Regions from separate parts of the Homo sapiens genome. Here all the other regions are linked to region 1. A link is a contact called in ENCODE Hi-C or POLR2A ChIA-PET data. All regions are on one chromosome and are shown on one strand. The core of a region is the stretch at or near the end of the contact, and the rest is flanking DNA. Distances in the headings are between cores, read along the strand shown.

Region 1 (5,142 bases), core at 696-3,195:
TCTTGTAAGATGTCCCTGTTTTACTTGATTATTCCAGTTTAATATTAATATATTAACCCAGGAGTGTGCTATCCTGGATACTTTTGATTTGTGTTTCCTTTCATCACTAATAAAACTAGAAGACAAATGTATCTACATTGTTCTTAGAGTCCCCTGTTTCATTACTACATTTCACAATTATTTTTGCTTAGCAAGCGAGGGCTATCAATATCAAAGTATAATACACCCCCTCCCTTCTGATAAAAAACTTTCCTATTTTTTTTGAAAGGCTTGAGTGTATCAAATGGTGTATTTTCATATGCAATTAGTGTTTTAATTGTACCTTTATTTTCTTTCTCACTTTGGAAGCATAGCATCTAGAATTGCTTTCTTCCTCATTGTTTTCATTTCTGTGTTCAGTTAAAAGCTAAATGAAAGGATGTTAACTGCCAACTTTAAAAATACATTTTATTTGTGAATTTCATTTGTTTAAATTGGAATGTTATAAATTATACAGATGGTAAAAATTTGATTTTCATTACTTGACAAAGTTGGCATGTATCTTTGTCTTTTAATTTGAATAAATATTTGGCTAGCCACTATTGTGTGCCTAGTAAATTTAGGTAGTGTTTCAAGCCACTTTTTAATATTATGTGCCTCCACTAGGTGGTGCTCATTCCTTCGGGACATCTGAGACCTAGCTTAAAGAATTTAGTTCTGTCACTGATGGGTTAAAGATAAAAGAAGCAAATTCAGGCCAAAGCAGTACGAAAAACTTGTGAAATTTTTTTATTTCATGTAATGAGTTGTGAAACTCTGTAGTAGAGGTATTTATTATTATTAATGTATGATATTTCCAAGAAATCAGTAATTTTATTATATGGCTCATTTATATAAAATGTATTTAAATAGTTATTATAGATTGTGTTAGATGATGGGGATGCAATGGTGAAAAACAGACACGGTGGTCTTAAACCATATGACTCTTGGAATCAACACTCAAGTAATCACTTGAGTAAGTGTGTAATTATTACTGAGATAGGGACAGGTTTTTGGTGCTTTGAGTGTATAAGGGGCAGAGAAGGGGGTATTTTCCAAGATTCTGGGAAGTTTTATTGAAGAACTGATCACTGATCTAGTTAAATAAGATCTGAAAGTTGCTGAAGAATTAACCAGTGTGAGTGTGTTGGAGGAGAAATTTCACAGTGATGAGGTTAGTGTGGGGTTGCAAGGAGTTCTTTATCTGCACCCCAGTCGTTGTAATGGTTGGATCCAATGGACCTTTTCAGTCCTGGAGACATCTGTTCTTCAGCTTTAATTTCTTGATAATTTCCTTCCCTCAGCTCTTCTCCTCTTCCATCTTTCTAGAAGTTCTTTTAGGTGAATATTGGCCTTTCTGGATTTTACCTTTGCTTTTAAAGAGATTTCTTCAACTTTTACTACATTTCTCTTTAAAATCTTAAAAATTCGCTGCTGCTATTTTAATTCCAGTACATTTGAGAAGAATGTCTCTGTTTCTTTTTTGTAACATCTTAGTCTCATTCCATGGATACACTATAGAATCTTTCTGAGGATAATTAAACAAAACAAAAGCCCCCTTTTTGTTGATTCTGTGTTCCATGAACTTTTCAAAGTTCTAAGTACCTTGTTTCTCTCTTCCAGCAACCCTTTAGATAGATATTAATCTTTACCCCATTGTAAAGATTAGAAGAATGAGGTACCACTTTGATTACACAGCCAGTTAGGTGGTAGAGCTGGTCTTGAACCCAGGTGGTCTGACTCAAGTTCTACATTTTTACTATCATGCTACTCTGCTTGTTGATGAGTATTCAGTAGAATGGTTTCGGTTTCATTTTCAATTCTCCTCATTTTGTTCACAATTTTTCTTTACTCTGGGACTTTTTTTTTCCTGTTTTGCCTGCTTGGTGTTTATCCTGTGGGGGCTTTCCTCAAATGTCTGCTTATTCTTGGTTGTCTGCCTGTGTTTAATAGTGAGTTGTTAAAAGAGCTGATTGGAAGATCTATGTGTTGGAGCAGGGCCTGGTGACAGGTGGAATCTCTGTAGAACAGTGGTTTTCGACTGAGTTGGATTCCTTCTCGCCTTTCCTGGTCATTTGGCAACATCTGGAGGCATCTTTGATGGTGATGACTTGAGGAGGGGGTACTGCTGGCATCTAGGAGAACAGCTCAGGGATGCTGCTGAACATCCTGCGATAGACAGGAAAGCCCCTCACAACAAAGAACTATTCAGCCTAAAATGTCAGTAGTGCCAGAACTTAAAAACTCTGCTTCAGAGGGAAAGGATGAAAAATCAGCTACTGTTGGTTACAGGAGGAGAGATTGCAAATCCCAGAATAAAGAGCCATTTTTCTCCATGGCTCTTCAGTTTTTTCATCAGAGAGACCTGGAATCTGCTGCCTGGGCCTTAGGTGGCTGGCTGCTTGACATTCTGGATCAGCCAAGGGAAAGGAGCCCCTCACAGTATTTAGGGTTTCAGCACCTGCATGCCTGGCATCCCTGATCCGCCAGCATGACAGTGTTCCCTGGGTCAAATTGTCTCTTTTAAACAATTCCCCACTTTGTCTGGTTCTATGCGGTGGCTTCCTTTTTCTAAAAATTTTTGAACTCTCTAGTCTTCTGTCTCATTTCTGTTATTTTTAATTTGAAAAATCATCTTAGTGCAACTTAGGATAGAGAAGAGATCCGTATCTTTAATCACTAAACTTTGTAATCATAATTTTTAGTGGCATTATTGTAATCCATCAACCGCTTATGCTATGGTTTATTTAATCATTTTCTTATCATTGTACAGAACAATTTTTCCTTATCAATTCTTAGGTTATTTTGAAATACAGCTTATATAGGAACAATTAATCTACGAATTTTCACAATGTTGTTTTGGTGCCCTTGCACCCTCCAAAAGTGAATCAGTAAGAACTCTTTTTTTTTTTTTTGAAATGGAGTCTCACTGCGTTGCCCAGGCTGGAGTGCAGTGGCGTGATCTTGGCTCACCACAACCTCTGCCTCCTTGTTTCAAGTGATTCTCCTGCCTCAGCCGCGCCACCATGCCTGGCTAATTTTTTTTTTTTTTTTTTTTTTTTGCATTTTTAGTAGAGTTGGGGTTTCACTATGTTGGCCAGGCTGGTCTCGAACTCATGACCTCATGATCTGCCTGCTTGGCCTCCCAAAGTGCTGGGATTACAGGCGTGAGCCACTGCGCCCGGCCAGAACTCTTTTTACTATCGGTATGAATACAAAGATTTTTGTATATTTGATGAGTTTTAGTCCACTGCAATTATTCTTGTTTTTTTCTTTTCTTTCTTTTTTTTTTTTAAATTATACTTTAAGTTCTAGGGTACATGTGCACAATGTGCAGGTTTGTTACGTATGTATACATGTGCCATGTTGGTGTGCTGCACCCATTAACTCATCATTTACATTAGATATATCTCCTAATGCTATCCCTCCCCCACCCCCCCACCCCACGACAGGCTCCGCTGTGTGATGTTCCCCGTCCTGTGTCCAAGTGTTCTCATTGTTCAATTCCCACCTATGAGTGAGAACATGTGGTGTTTGGTTTTCTATCCTTGCGAAAGTTTGCTCAGAATGATGGTTTCTTTTTTTTTAGACAGAGTCTTGCTCTGTTGCTCAGGCTGGAGTGCAGTTGCACAATCTCAGCTCACTGCAACCTTTGCCTCCTGAGTTCCAGCAATTCTCCTGCCTCAGCCTCCCTAGTAGCTGGGATTACAGGCATGTGCCATGACACCTGGCTAATTTTTTATTTTTATTTTTAATAGAGATGGGTTTCACCATGTTGGTCAGGCTGGTCTCAAACTCCTGGCCTTGTGATCCACCCACCTCAGCCTCCCAAAGTGCTGGGGATACAGGCGTGAGCCACCATGCCCAGCCAGTGCAATTATTATTCTTTTTGATGCTAAAATGACCCCAGCTTTGGCCATTGGGAGTGCCTTCAAGTTGACTCCTGTGTTTTGTTTTGTTTTGTTTTGTTTTGTTTTGTTTTTGACCCAACTGCACTGGGCTTTGATTGCTTCTTTGCTTTTTGGCCTGACAGGGTCTCTCAGGCTTATTTTACACATTTCCTGCCCCTGTATATTTTAAGGTAGATTTCTAGAATTGAGAATTGCAGTGATGCAATCTCAGCTCACTGCACCCTCTGCCCCCTGGGTTCAAGTGATTCTCAATTCTAGAATCTCTTGTTAAATACTGTATTGGTTCCTAACAGTGACCAATAGGAATTCCTTTACCCTGCTCTTCCCAACTTCTAATTTAAACTACTATATACTTTTTTAAAACTCCCAATTAAAGGTAATCAATGAACTTATTTACTTTACATATATTATTTCCCTTCTCTTCCTAATTTTTGGTAGTTGTATTTGACCTGCATTGCTAGATTCTAAAAAAGCTGCATTCTACTTTTTACTCTGCCCCATTGTTTAACTTTAGTTAAATACAGTATATTGATGGTAACTATCATTTCTTATCCAAAAGCTTCTCTGATTATTTCAGAAATTCATCCCCTAGTTGCTCTCCCATGGAGAGGGCTCAGGGAGCAATTTTCCCTGAGCTCTTACAAGTTTTTCTTGTGGTCTTTACATTAATAGTTGAAGATCAGTTTGTCTAAAGTTAAAATCCTTGGTTCATAGCTTCTTGTTTTGAATATCTTAAGTATCATACTTCTTCAGCTTCTGGTATAAAGTGTTCGTAAGTATGGTGTCAATATAACTTTCTTTCCTTTATAAGTGTTTTTGTCTTGATGTTTAAAGAATGTTTTTTAAAATTTCTGATTCTTAAAAAATATTTCTCAGTGTTGACTGTTTAGTATCAGTTTTCCCAGATATTCAGTATGTTCTTTTAATCATGTATGTTCACATACTTTTATTTCATGGCATTTTAAAAAAATTCCTGCAGAACCCCAAAATGTACCCTCCTCTCCCCCATCTTCTTGCTCCTTTACTTCAAACTCTACTTCCTAAGTAAATCACTCGGCTCACTTTAAAGTTTATGGGTGGTTTGCCTGTTCTTGGAAGTTTCTTTTTTTCCTTTTTTTTTTTGAGACGACATCTCACTCTGTTACCCAGGCTGGAGTGCAATGATGCAATCTCAGCTCACTGCACCCTCTGCCCCCTGGGTTCAAGTGATTCT
Region 2 (5,142 bases), core at 973-3,472, 40 kb after region 1:
CTGGGATTACAGGCACATGCCACCCGCCTGGCTAATTTTTGTGTTTTTAGTAGAGATTGGGGTTTCACCATTTTGGCCAGGCTGGTGTCGAACTTCTGACGTCTGGTGATCCGCCTGCCCCAGCCTACCAAAGTGTTAGGATTATAGGCGGTAGCCATCGCATCTGGTCTGATTTTTTTCTTTATATCTATCTTTGATTAGATAGTGGGCTCCTTAGCTGTCACGCTTGTTTAATTACAAACACATTTAAGAGTATGCGGCTTTCTCTTAAATTTGGTCACCTTCCATGGACATTGTGTATGTCATATTGGCATTGATATTAACTTCTTGATTGTCTATAATACATTTTGATAACTTCAATATCCTGACTTATTTAAATTTGTGAGGTTGTTTGGGTTTCATTTTTTATATTTACAGATGTTAATTTCTAGTTTGACCCATTTTTATCACAATATACAACCTGTTAACCTTTTTAATATAAAATTTGTTTAAAATGTTTGCTTGCTAGTTTGGCCAACTTTTGCAAATATATGAAGGAAAAGAATAGCTATATGGAAAGGATTTTTAAAAAATTTATATATGGTCCTTTACAAGTTTATAGACAAGGTTAAATATACAATGTGACTGTTCCTGAAATAAGATAATCATTAAATTAATTGTAATAGCTAATAAGCCAACAATACGAAGTCTTTACTATGGAGCAGCCTTTTTGCCGTGCACTTTCATGTATTATCTCTTTAATCATTGTGAAGCCCTATTAAGTAGGTACTAATATTAACTCTTTTAAAGATTAAGAAAATTAAAGCTCAAAAACTTGTATCCAGAAACGAAACTGGACCTTTAACAGATGTTTGTGTGTGTGTGTTTGTGTGTATGTATGTGTGTTTCAGGGATTTTCTGTGTTCTGTACCTAATAAAGAACAAAAGTATATCTTTCTTATTTGTTGGAGGCCGAAAGTGTGAGGGTCATGATCAGCTCAGTATACCACTGGAGGTTATATGAGTAAACAGCAAACTTCTCATAAATGCAGGATGTGGGCAAGCTGACAACTATGTCCGCTGCCCAGAAGGAATGCTGAGGGCATTCATGCCCCAAGCTCAAGTGTTTCTGGTGATTAGGCATAATTGAAGCCTGTTAGCAATGATGTGAACCTGTGATCAGTTAAGCAGCTGACCAATCATTACCTCCTCCATGCTCTTTCTACCCAATAAATACAAAGGGTGGTAGGAGCTCAGGGGCTGCCTTTGCTCACTAGAAGCGGGGAGCTCTCTTCTTCCCCTGGCCCTTTCCTTAAAATAGTTTCTTTTGTTTTTTGTTATCATTTCTATGTTCGTCCCTTCATTCAGTCTCATAATGAGGGTCTCAGGCAGTAACAGTGGTAACTGCTGTAATGAGGGTCTCAGGCAGTAACAGTGGCAGTCTGCCACACTTCATGATACACAGGATGGTCTTCTTATCTTTGTTTCTAGCACATAGCACTGTGATTGCAACATTGGGATTCCCAGTAAACGGAATTCAATGTAAATTATTAAATGTTTGGTGGAATTTTTATTCCATTATAGCCTTCTTTGTCTCTACATATAAGATAATTCTGTACATTTATATGACATTCAAACTTTTCTTTCATAGTCTTTAATTCATAATAGTATAAGATTGTGATTTTGTTCATTTTACTCTTTAGGAATCTCTTGCTGTGTTCAGAAGAATGCCAACACTTTTCTTGTATAACCTGTTGCCCTCAAGTCTTTGATAGTTAGGAAATGACTTGTCATTCTGTAACAATAGTGTCACTGGAGAACTGTCAAAAATTGAAAGATTATACCCAGAATGAATTGATCAGTCAATTGCCATATTGAAAAATAGATTATTCTTATTAGTCAATAATGTCTACAAAATCCAGTTCAGGAAAATAAATGCAGTATAAAAGAAACAATAGATGTCTGAAAATGTAAAAGTAAGTAGCCAAAGGCCTAACTAGATTAATTGAATGTGAATACTTCCTGCAGTGATGAAATAGGCAAAATCAATAATGTTGGTGGCATTTAGGGGCATTGATGGAGGGATATTGTTCTATATAGAGACTTTGTTTCTAGGGGAAGCAGAGATAGTCATTAATAAATCAAAACCACTTCTAACCATCAAATTGCCACATTAAAGGCAAATTAAACTGTATGAGTCATCATTCCGGGGGCTCACTTTTGATAAAACAGTGAAGTGACATCATCTCTAGAATATGGCATTATAATTTAGGCAGTCATGGAAAATTTGGTAGATTTTTTAAAAGGCAATAAAATAAGAAGATTTGTTGTAATTTTTAGCTTCCAAACATTCACTTAAGAGAAATTACTCACTGCCTGAGCATGCAAGATGAATGAAGCTTCATTAAAGCAAGCTGAAGGAAAAAGTTAAGCTCCTTCTGGAGGGATAAATCAATGTTGCTCATCCTTATAAGCTAGACACTTAATTCTGTGAACCTGACAGATACTTAGAACATAAAGTTGACTCCAGGGGTTCCAGTGCAGTGAGTGCTTGTGAGTCTGATGAGTTACAAGGCCTAGTGTTCAATTTCCTGCAGATTCTTCTGAGCAACAGGTAAACCCATCAGTTGTGATTGGTGGCTCTGGCATATGGAAACACAATTTCCATTTAAGTATTGCCTTTTTAAAGGCAAGTCTGTATATTAAAGAATAAAATCACCTCAGTTAAAACAGGATAATGGAATGCAAAATTTTAGTTGTCCAAAATTAAAAATGTTGCTATCCAACAATATTTGTAAAACAAAGTTATTAAAAATTACAAACTTAATGCCTATGAAATTATTTTGGAATGCAGACATGGAACAAAGCTAAGTAGAAAAAATATTTAGCTGATGTTCTTAATATTGCCTGTCAATTATCATAATTGCTTCATTTAAAAACATTTTATTCAGCTATCTCTGTTTTACTATGTGCAAGATATGCCATAGATACACAGATAGTAGATATTCCCAGTGTTCTTTATTCCTCTGTATGGACCCACATTTCCATCTGCCAACATTTTCCTCCTGTCTGAAAGACTTCCTGTAACATTTCTTGCAATGCAAGTCTGCTGGCAGTGAATTCTTTCAGCTTGTGTATATTTTTCAAAACTTTTCAATACCCCTTCATTTCTAAAAGATATTTTTGCTGGGTATAGAATTCTAAGTTAACAGTATTTTTCTTTGAGTATTTTAAAGATGTTGCTCCATTGTTTTGTGGCCCACATTGTTTCTGATGAGAAGTGTGCTGTCGTTTTTAATCCTTATTGTTTTATATATAATGTGTTTTTTAAATCTTTTGGATGATTTCAATATTTTCTTCCTGGTTTTAAGCATTTTGGTGGTGTTTTATGTTTTCTTTGTGCTTGGGTACATTGAGCTTCTTGAACATGTGGGTTTATACTTTTTTCATCATATTTGGACTATTTTCTGCCATATTTCTTTAAATAGTTTCCAGCAACTGCCCCCTTTCTTTGGAGATGCCAGTTAACATGTATATTAGGCCATTTAAAGTAGTTGCCCAGATCACTAAGTCCTATTCAGTCCTATTCATAATTTCTCAGTATATTTTCTCCCTGTGTTTCATTGTGGACAGCTCATGTTGCTTATTCTACAGTATTACTTTTCCTTCTGCAGTATCTATATTAATCTCATTCAGTGTACTTTTTTCTTATTTCATACTTTCCATATCTAGAAGTTTGATTTGAGTAATTTTTATATATTCTATTTCTCATGTTCAGTGTTTCCTTTAACTTTTTAGAGCATTTGAAATACAGTTAAATAATAACTTTTAATTTTCTTGTCTGCTATCTGTGTAATTTTAGGGTTTGGTTTTATCCAGTTTATCATCTGTGTAATTTCAGTATTTGGTTTCATTGTTTCATTTTTTTCTTCATTATGAGCAGTATTTTCTGCTTTCTTTGCATACCTAGTAATTTTGAGTCATTGTGAGTTTTATCTTGATTAACTACCAGTTACTGTGAGTTTTATCTTGTTGGATGCTGGGTATTTTTGTGTTTCTTTGGATCAACCTTCTCCAACCATTTTGGCACCAGTGATCGGCTTCATGGAAGACAAGTTTTTCCACAGATGGGGGTTTGGGGAGTGATTTCAGTGTGATTCAAGTGTATTACATTTGTTGTGTACTTTATTTCTATTATTATTACATAATCACCATAATGTAGGATCAGTGGGAACCTTGAGCTTATTTTCCTGCAACTAGATGATCCCATGTAGTGGTGATGGGAGACGGCGACAGATCATCAAGCATTAGATTCTCATAAGAAGCATGCAACCTAGATCCTCGCATACTCAGTTCACAATAGGGTTCACGCTCCTATGAGAATCTAATGCTGCTGCTGATCTGACAGGAGGCAGAGCTCAGGTGGTAATGCAAGCAATGGGGGACAGCTATAAATATAGATGAAGCTTTGCTCAGTCTCTACTACTCACCTCCTACTGTGTGGCCTGGTTCCTAACAGGTCATAAGCGGGTACTGGTCTGTGGCCTGGGGTTGAAGACCCCTGCTATAGATAGTATTCTTGAGCTTTATTTTGTTATACAGTTAAATTACTTGGAAACATTTTGATCTTTCAGAGGCTTATTTTTAGCTTTTTTTTAGGTGAGATCATAGCATTAAATCTTGGGCTTATTTTTTCCACTATTGAGACAATACCCATCCCATAACTCTTCTCAGTGCCTATGAATTATGAGGATTTTCCTGCTAACTGATGAGAACAAGAACTATTTCTGCCCTATGCAAACTTCAGGGATTATTCCTTGTAATGCAGTTTCTCAACCTTAGAATTATTGACATTTATGGGCTGGATAATTATTTCTGGAGTTTAGGGGACTGCCCTGTATATGACCAAATGTTTAGGAGCATCCCTGGCCTCAATACAGTAGATGGCAGTAACATCCTTTAAATTAAGACAATCAAAAATTGTCTCCAGATATTGCCAATGGCTCCAAGGGAGTACAATTGCCCTCAGTTAAGAGCCACTGCTCTAATTCTTTCTGGTAGTTTTCTTATATGCATGCCATGGCTAAGGACTTTGCTCAGGACTCAAGGGAGACCTCCTACAGATCTCCCAAATTCTGTATCTGCCACCCTTTCCTCTTCTAT
Region 3 (5,142 bases), core at 1,320-3,819, 40 kb before region 1:
TCCAGATTTACTGTCCAGTTTGGTCAAACTACATGTTATGCTTGAGATAAGTCCTATCTTACTATGAATATCATAAAGCCAATACTGCATTTTAGCTTTTATAGCCAATTACTTCAAGTAGGAAAGCCTGTAATTGTTTTAATGTAACGTAAATGTAATCGATTTTTGGAAAGGATGGTTATAGGCCATAATTTATGAGCTTTAGAAGTAATTTTCATTTTTCTATGGCTTTATTTTTTGGGTGAATACTGCTAAAAATCAAACTACCATCGTATTTATTTTGGTAGTAGAGAATACTTTGTGCAGAGCTACAGACTATTGACAGTTAATTACAAATTGGAACCTATTTAAAGCTTAGAGATGGCATGTACAAATGAAAGTTAGGTAAAGTTGTATGCATGTTCCCCTGTTAACTCACCCTGAATTTATGGACTTTAAGATAATTGTATAAAGTGTTATCAAGCAAGCTGCAATACTATAATTATTTAGATTGTTTTACATATTTACAAACTCAGCTGGCCCAATGCTTTAATAAGTTATTTGCAGTTGAGGGAAAGTGTGAGAAAGAGATTGCCTCTCTCAGGGTTGTGTTAGTATTTTAGTGTACTATAGGTAGTTTTGGAAATAAAACATACTTTAAATGGGAAAAATTGCAGCCTGTTATGAATGGCACCGAACAGTGCTGATTATTTTACCTTTGACAAAGTGGAAAATTTAAAGCTTGGTGTATCCTATTTTATTAATATAATAAAATTTTATAGTGTTGTTCTGGGCGTCGATATATGTTCTTTAGTGTTTATTAGCCCTAGGTTATAGTAAAACGTTTTGGTCCGATGCCTGACCATACTGCACAGAATGCAAATGTGAGAACTAAGACAAAAAACACGTAAATACATATTTGTTTTTCCCTCAAGTCTTTTTCCATATGACTTCTAGATATTTTGGTTGCTTATATGAGTATGATTGAACCCAGAGAACATCTTTTTTTATCATTTAACATAGGTTTATGGCTTCCCCAGACTTGTACTAATAATGAAGCTATGAGGGATATGACAAGAATGGTGATATTAAATTTCTCTAGACTAACAGTAAATTTTTCCGTTCTGATGTCAGGAATGTTGAGCATCTGGAATCTGCAAGCAGAGTGAATTGTTCGCTGCGGGAACACTTTCATCAAATTCTGAGCCATTTATTCTCTTAGGAACCACTACTGTCTTGTACAGAATATTATATTTTTACAGAAGCAGTTTTCTGGAATTGGAAAAATGTCTTTCCTTCTTGTGCTTCTGTATTTTTTAAATTTTTTCCCATTTTAGATATGTCATTGTTTTGAAATTTAGTGTCACATTTTAGCATTGAATTTATGTTTTTAGGTTTAAAAGCAATAAGTTATATTTGTTCAAATTCTGTGAGAAAGCAATAGGAAATAAGTTGTTCTAAACGAAATTCTCTTTATAGTTTGTATAGGTGGATCTATGCTCCGTACTTTGTCATCATTTTCCTTGTATTTTCAGAATATCTATGATATATAGTTAGATCAATAGATCTAGATACTTGTGCCTTGATTGTGGCATAGATGTATTTCTTGAAAAAGTGCTGTGGAGGTGGAGGGAAGGAAAGTGTGAAATTCTCTAGTTTCTCTAGTTTTGTTTCAAACATTTCTGAAATGAGGAATTGAGATTCTAATCGGCCCTAGGTCGTGCTGGGTATTTAAAATAAGTATCTGTTGGTGTAAGTTACATGTTTGTTTTATTTTTTAAAAAAAATTCTGGTGTTTTTAAATTTTGTTTTGGACAACAGAAACTTCTATTTTATTTAGTAATTTTTTACTTTGAATTAGGCTTTCCTGAATCTTGATTTTCTTTTTTTGGTTCCTTGTGTTTGGAGACTGTGATCGCATGGCAGTAGGTATCATTGCCTAGAATATGGCCTGGATGGTTTGATTAGAAAGCCTCCTATTAGGTCTTATAGTGTCTTCGTGGCCTGTGACTAACATATGTTTGAAAGTCAGTTATTTACTTTAAGGGAGATATTTCTGCCTCCGTTTAACATTAGTTAGCCAATCTTTTACCTGTCTGTCTCACCTGTTGTTGCTGAGACTAAACATGGAGCTGATAAAGCTGCATTTCTTTCTTCCACACACGATTTTGCTGCTCAAGTGTGCAGGATCACAGCTTGCCAAGTGCATAAATGGTTTTAGTGTCATATTGATCCTTTAATCTGAAGATTAATTCCTCTACGACTAAATCCCTTTGCTCTGTATTCTAGTTCTCCCCCAACCACCTCTCTACCACCGCTGCCCTACCCCCGACTCCTTTCCAGCGTCCGATTTTATTTATCACACTGCCTCAGTTGAACCATAGCCAATTCTCCACCGGCCTCTTTTGGCCTCCTCCCTACTGATCTGAAGTTAGCTATCACTGCTACTTTCAACTGTTATCTACTCATCACTTTGATCAGGCTCCTCAGTAACTTTCAGTTGCATTACACATCGTTATTTTCATTTAGGCGTAAAGTCTCCATGAGGAGCTATGAATCATCAACCCAATATGTGTTAGTAAATCAGAGCTCACATACTTTGCCTAATTCTCTTTAGGCGTTCTGAACCACAAGCATTTGGGTAAGTTGGAGGTTTTATTTTTTGCCTTGCTTTGATTGCTTTTGATGTAGTCCAGCTGGTGTATGCTTGCTTTATAGTTTTCCTGATGAAAAGACGGTTCTCTATTGTTTGACAAACATGACAACCCTGGTAATTTTCCCTTTTACAAAGCATGAGGACTTTATTCTCATCTTTTTAGGAAGAAAATATGTTTCCTGGCTTCTTTTTTCTTACTACTTCCTTTTCCCTTCCCCTGCCTCATCTTAGTAATTCAGAAGATAATTTCTATAATAAAGGTGGGTTTTGTGAAATGGTTCCTAGCAAATGGTAAAGCCTTTTTTTGTGACTTTTTTTGTTAAAAGTTCTTCCCTGATGCAGTTTTTCTTTTCTTTTCTTTTCTTTTCTTTTTTTTTTTTTTTGAGACAGAGTCTCACTCTGTCACCCTGGCTGGAGTGCAGTGGTGCGATCTCGGCTCACTGCAACCTCTGCCTCCCGGGTTCAAGCGATTCTCGTGCCTCAGCCTCCTGAGTAGCTGGGATTACAGACACACCAGTACACCCAGCTAATATTTGTGTTTTTAGTAGAGATAGGGTTTCACCATGTTGCCCAGGCTGGTCTGAAGATCCTGGGCTCAAGCAATCCACCTGCCTTGGCCTCCCAAAGTTCTGGGATTACAGGCATGAGCCACTGGGCCCAGACTAATTCAGTTTTTCTGACTTCTGAGTATGTTATATCCTTGTCTAAAGGATAGCCTTGTTGAGTTGCAAATTCTGTCAGCTTTTTCCTATATAATTAATATAGCCTTTGAAATGGAAGATAAAAGTGTATTAAAAACTTTAAAGCACTGAAACTATAAACAGGAACCTGCAAGCATGAGTTCTCTACATTTTTTTTCTGAATATCTTAATTACATCCAGAAATTTTAGAAAAATTGCTGGGAGAATTAATGTTAAAAGGCTCAAAATCAAGACTTTGAGTATTAAAAATACTTCTAGATGAATTATATTGCTGACTCTTTTTGCCACCATCTCTGAATGTAACCAGGATTTTCCAAGTTTTCGTTCTGCCAAAAAAAAAAATGAGGATAACAATGCTTAATACTAACAACATTGACCCTATATCTAATGAACTGTTTTGTGCTGTCACTTCAAGAGTTAGGGACCCAGAGATCCAGACAGATCGAATAATTTGAATGCACATTTGTTGTCAGCAGGTCTGTTCTGAGTAATAATTGTTTCAATAAGCCCACATCTGTATGCCATAGCTGGTCATCTCCAGTGTGTGTGTTTATTATGTCTAACACTGGTAGTCTGGAGGAAAGTGCAAATTATTTCTAATTACCTCAATAAAGGGATTAATATTATTTTTCTGTATCACTTGAAACATTGTCTAAAATGACTCTGCAACTATTTCAGTGTGGTTAGTGTTAATGACAAATGATTGGTTCCCTGGAGTCTCAGTTTGGATTTTGATATAGAATGTGCACTGGTGTACAGTTTACATCAGCCAATATTGTCAGTATATTGTTAATAGATACATACTATTGATATCACCAAAATTATAGTTGTCTCTTGCAAATATATGTTGCATTATCTTTATATTGAAAGTTGTTTTTAAATTTTAATTTTTTGAGACAAGGTGTCACTGTGTCGCCCAGCCTGGAGTGCAGTGGCACCACCTTGACTCACTGCAGCCTCAAATCCTGGGCTCAGGCAATCCTCCTTTTTTTTTTTAGAAACGGGGTCTTGCTATGTTGCTCAGGCTGGTCCCATACTCCTGGATTTAAGCAATCCTCCTGCCTCAGCCTCCCAGTGTTGGGTGTTGGGTTTACTGGGTGTGAGTCACTGTGCCTGGCCAAAGGTCAATTGGGGGAGGGTGCGGCAGGTGTGATCACATTTTTAAGTTCTCATCTCTCAGTTCACTCTACCCAATACATGGGGTCTGTTGTTGCCTGTCTTTATTGCCTATTGTGAAAGCTTTCTTTTCCCCTTAATGCATCCAGCAGGATAAACTTACATTTTGTCATCTGCCTCCTTAATGCTTGGACATACTTAATAAGTTTTAGCATTTAATTTGGAATTATTTTTATTTAAAAGATGCTTACATAAGTTGTTCAGCAAAGCAAGGCATCATTGTAAGCTTTACAAATAACTCATTTAACCCTTATAACAATTCTGTAAGGTTAGCATGACTATACCTGTTTTACACAATAAACAATGGATACACAGAGATGTTTACCAATATGCCCAGTTGCAGAGCTGGGATTTGTAATTATGTCGCATGGCTCTAGAGTCTAAGCATGAGCCTAGAGTCTAAGCATGCTACCCCAGGGCCTTTGTAAGTGCGGTTCTCTTTCTGTTCCTCACTTCAGCACCTCCAAGTTAATGTCTGTGCTTCCTTCAGATCCCAGCATAATTGTCGCTTCCTCGAGAACGCTGTCCCTGAGTTGTTCACATCTCTCTCTCTTATACTTTTCCTGGTGCAACAACCTCCTCTTGTATAGGGCTTTTCAGAGTTGTCACTTTGCATTTATTTTCATGATT

The links. Hi-C counts contacts between places; a loop is a spot of excess contacts on that map. ChIA-PET counts read pairs that join two places held with the same protein, here RNA polymerase II (POLR2A). Pooled maps may share reads with other maps.
Region 2: a loop to region 1 is called in a map of endothelial cell of umbilical vein, with 4 times the contacts of the local background. The contact joins two enhancer-like sites. A Hi-C loop is called at or near these places in 4 of 168 maps with a recorded cell type or tissue (PC-3, aorta, endothelial cell of umbilical vein and 1 more) and 3 of 50 pooled maps. POLR2A ChIA-PET finds 5 or more read pairs at or near these places in 3 of 52 experiments (BJ, HCT116 and naive thymus-derived CD4-positive, alpha-beta T cell).
Region 3: a loop to region 1 is called in a pooled map, with 3 times the contacts of the local background. The contact joins two enhancer-like sites. A Hi-C loop is called at or near these places in 1 of 168 maps with a recorded cell type or tissue (PC-3) and 5 of 50 pooled maps. POLR2A ChIA-PET finds 5 or more read pairs at or near these places in 5 of 52 experiments (AG04449, Caco-2, K562 and 2 more).

The regions. Positions count from the first base shown.
Region 1 is chr10:28,175,199-28,180,340 of GRCh38, reverse strand. The region is part of intron 3 of MPP7 (MAGUK p55 scaffold protein 7); the gene reads left to right. Among named protein-coding and RNA genes, the nearest start is that of SNORD130, 100 kb to the right of the region's middle. Within about 2 kb of position 1,945, at least 6 of the 41 ENCODE cell types and tissues checked have a DNase peak (open chromatin) inside an H3K27ac peak, as active enhancers do; they include HCT116 and endothelial cell of umbilical vein, where a contact is called at or near this core.
Region 2 is chr10:28,135,256-28,140,397 of GRCh38, reverse strand. The region is part of intron 5 of MPP7 (MAGUK p55 scaffold protein 7); the gene reads left to right. Among named protein-coding and RNA genes, the nearest start is that of SNORD130, 64 kb to the right of the region's middle. Within about 2 kb of position 2,222, at least 2 of the 41 ENCODE cell types and tissues checked have a DNase peak (open chromatin) inside an H3K27ac peak, as active enhancers do; they include HCT116 and endothelial cell of umbilical vein, where a contact is called at or near this core.
Region 3 is chr10:28,215,403-28,220,544 of GRCh38, reverse strand. All of the region lies in intron 2 of MPP7 (MAGUK p55 scaffold protein 7), which reads left to right. Among named protein-coding and RNA genes, the nearest start is that of MIR8086, 71 kb to the left of the region's middle. Within about 2 kb of position 2,569, at least 2 of the 41 ENCODE cell types and tissues checked have a DNase peak (open chromatin) inside an H3K27ac peak, as active enhancers do.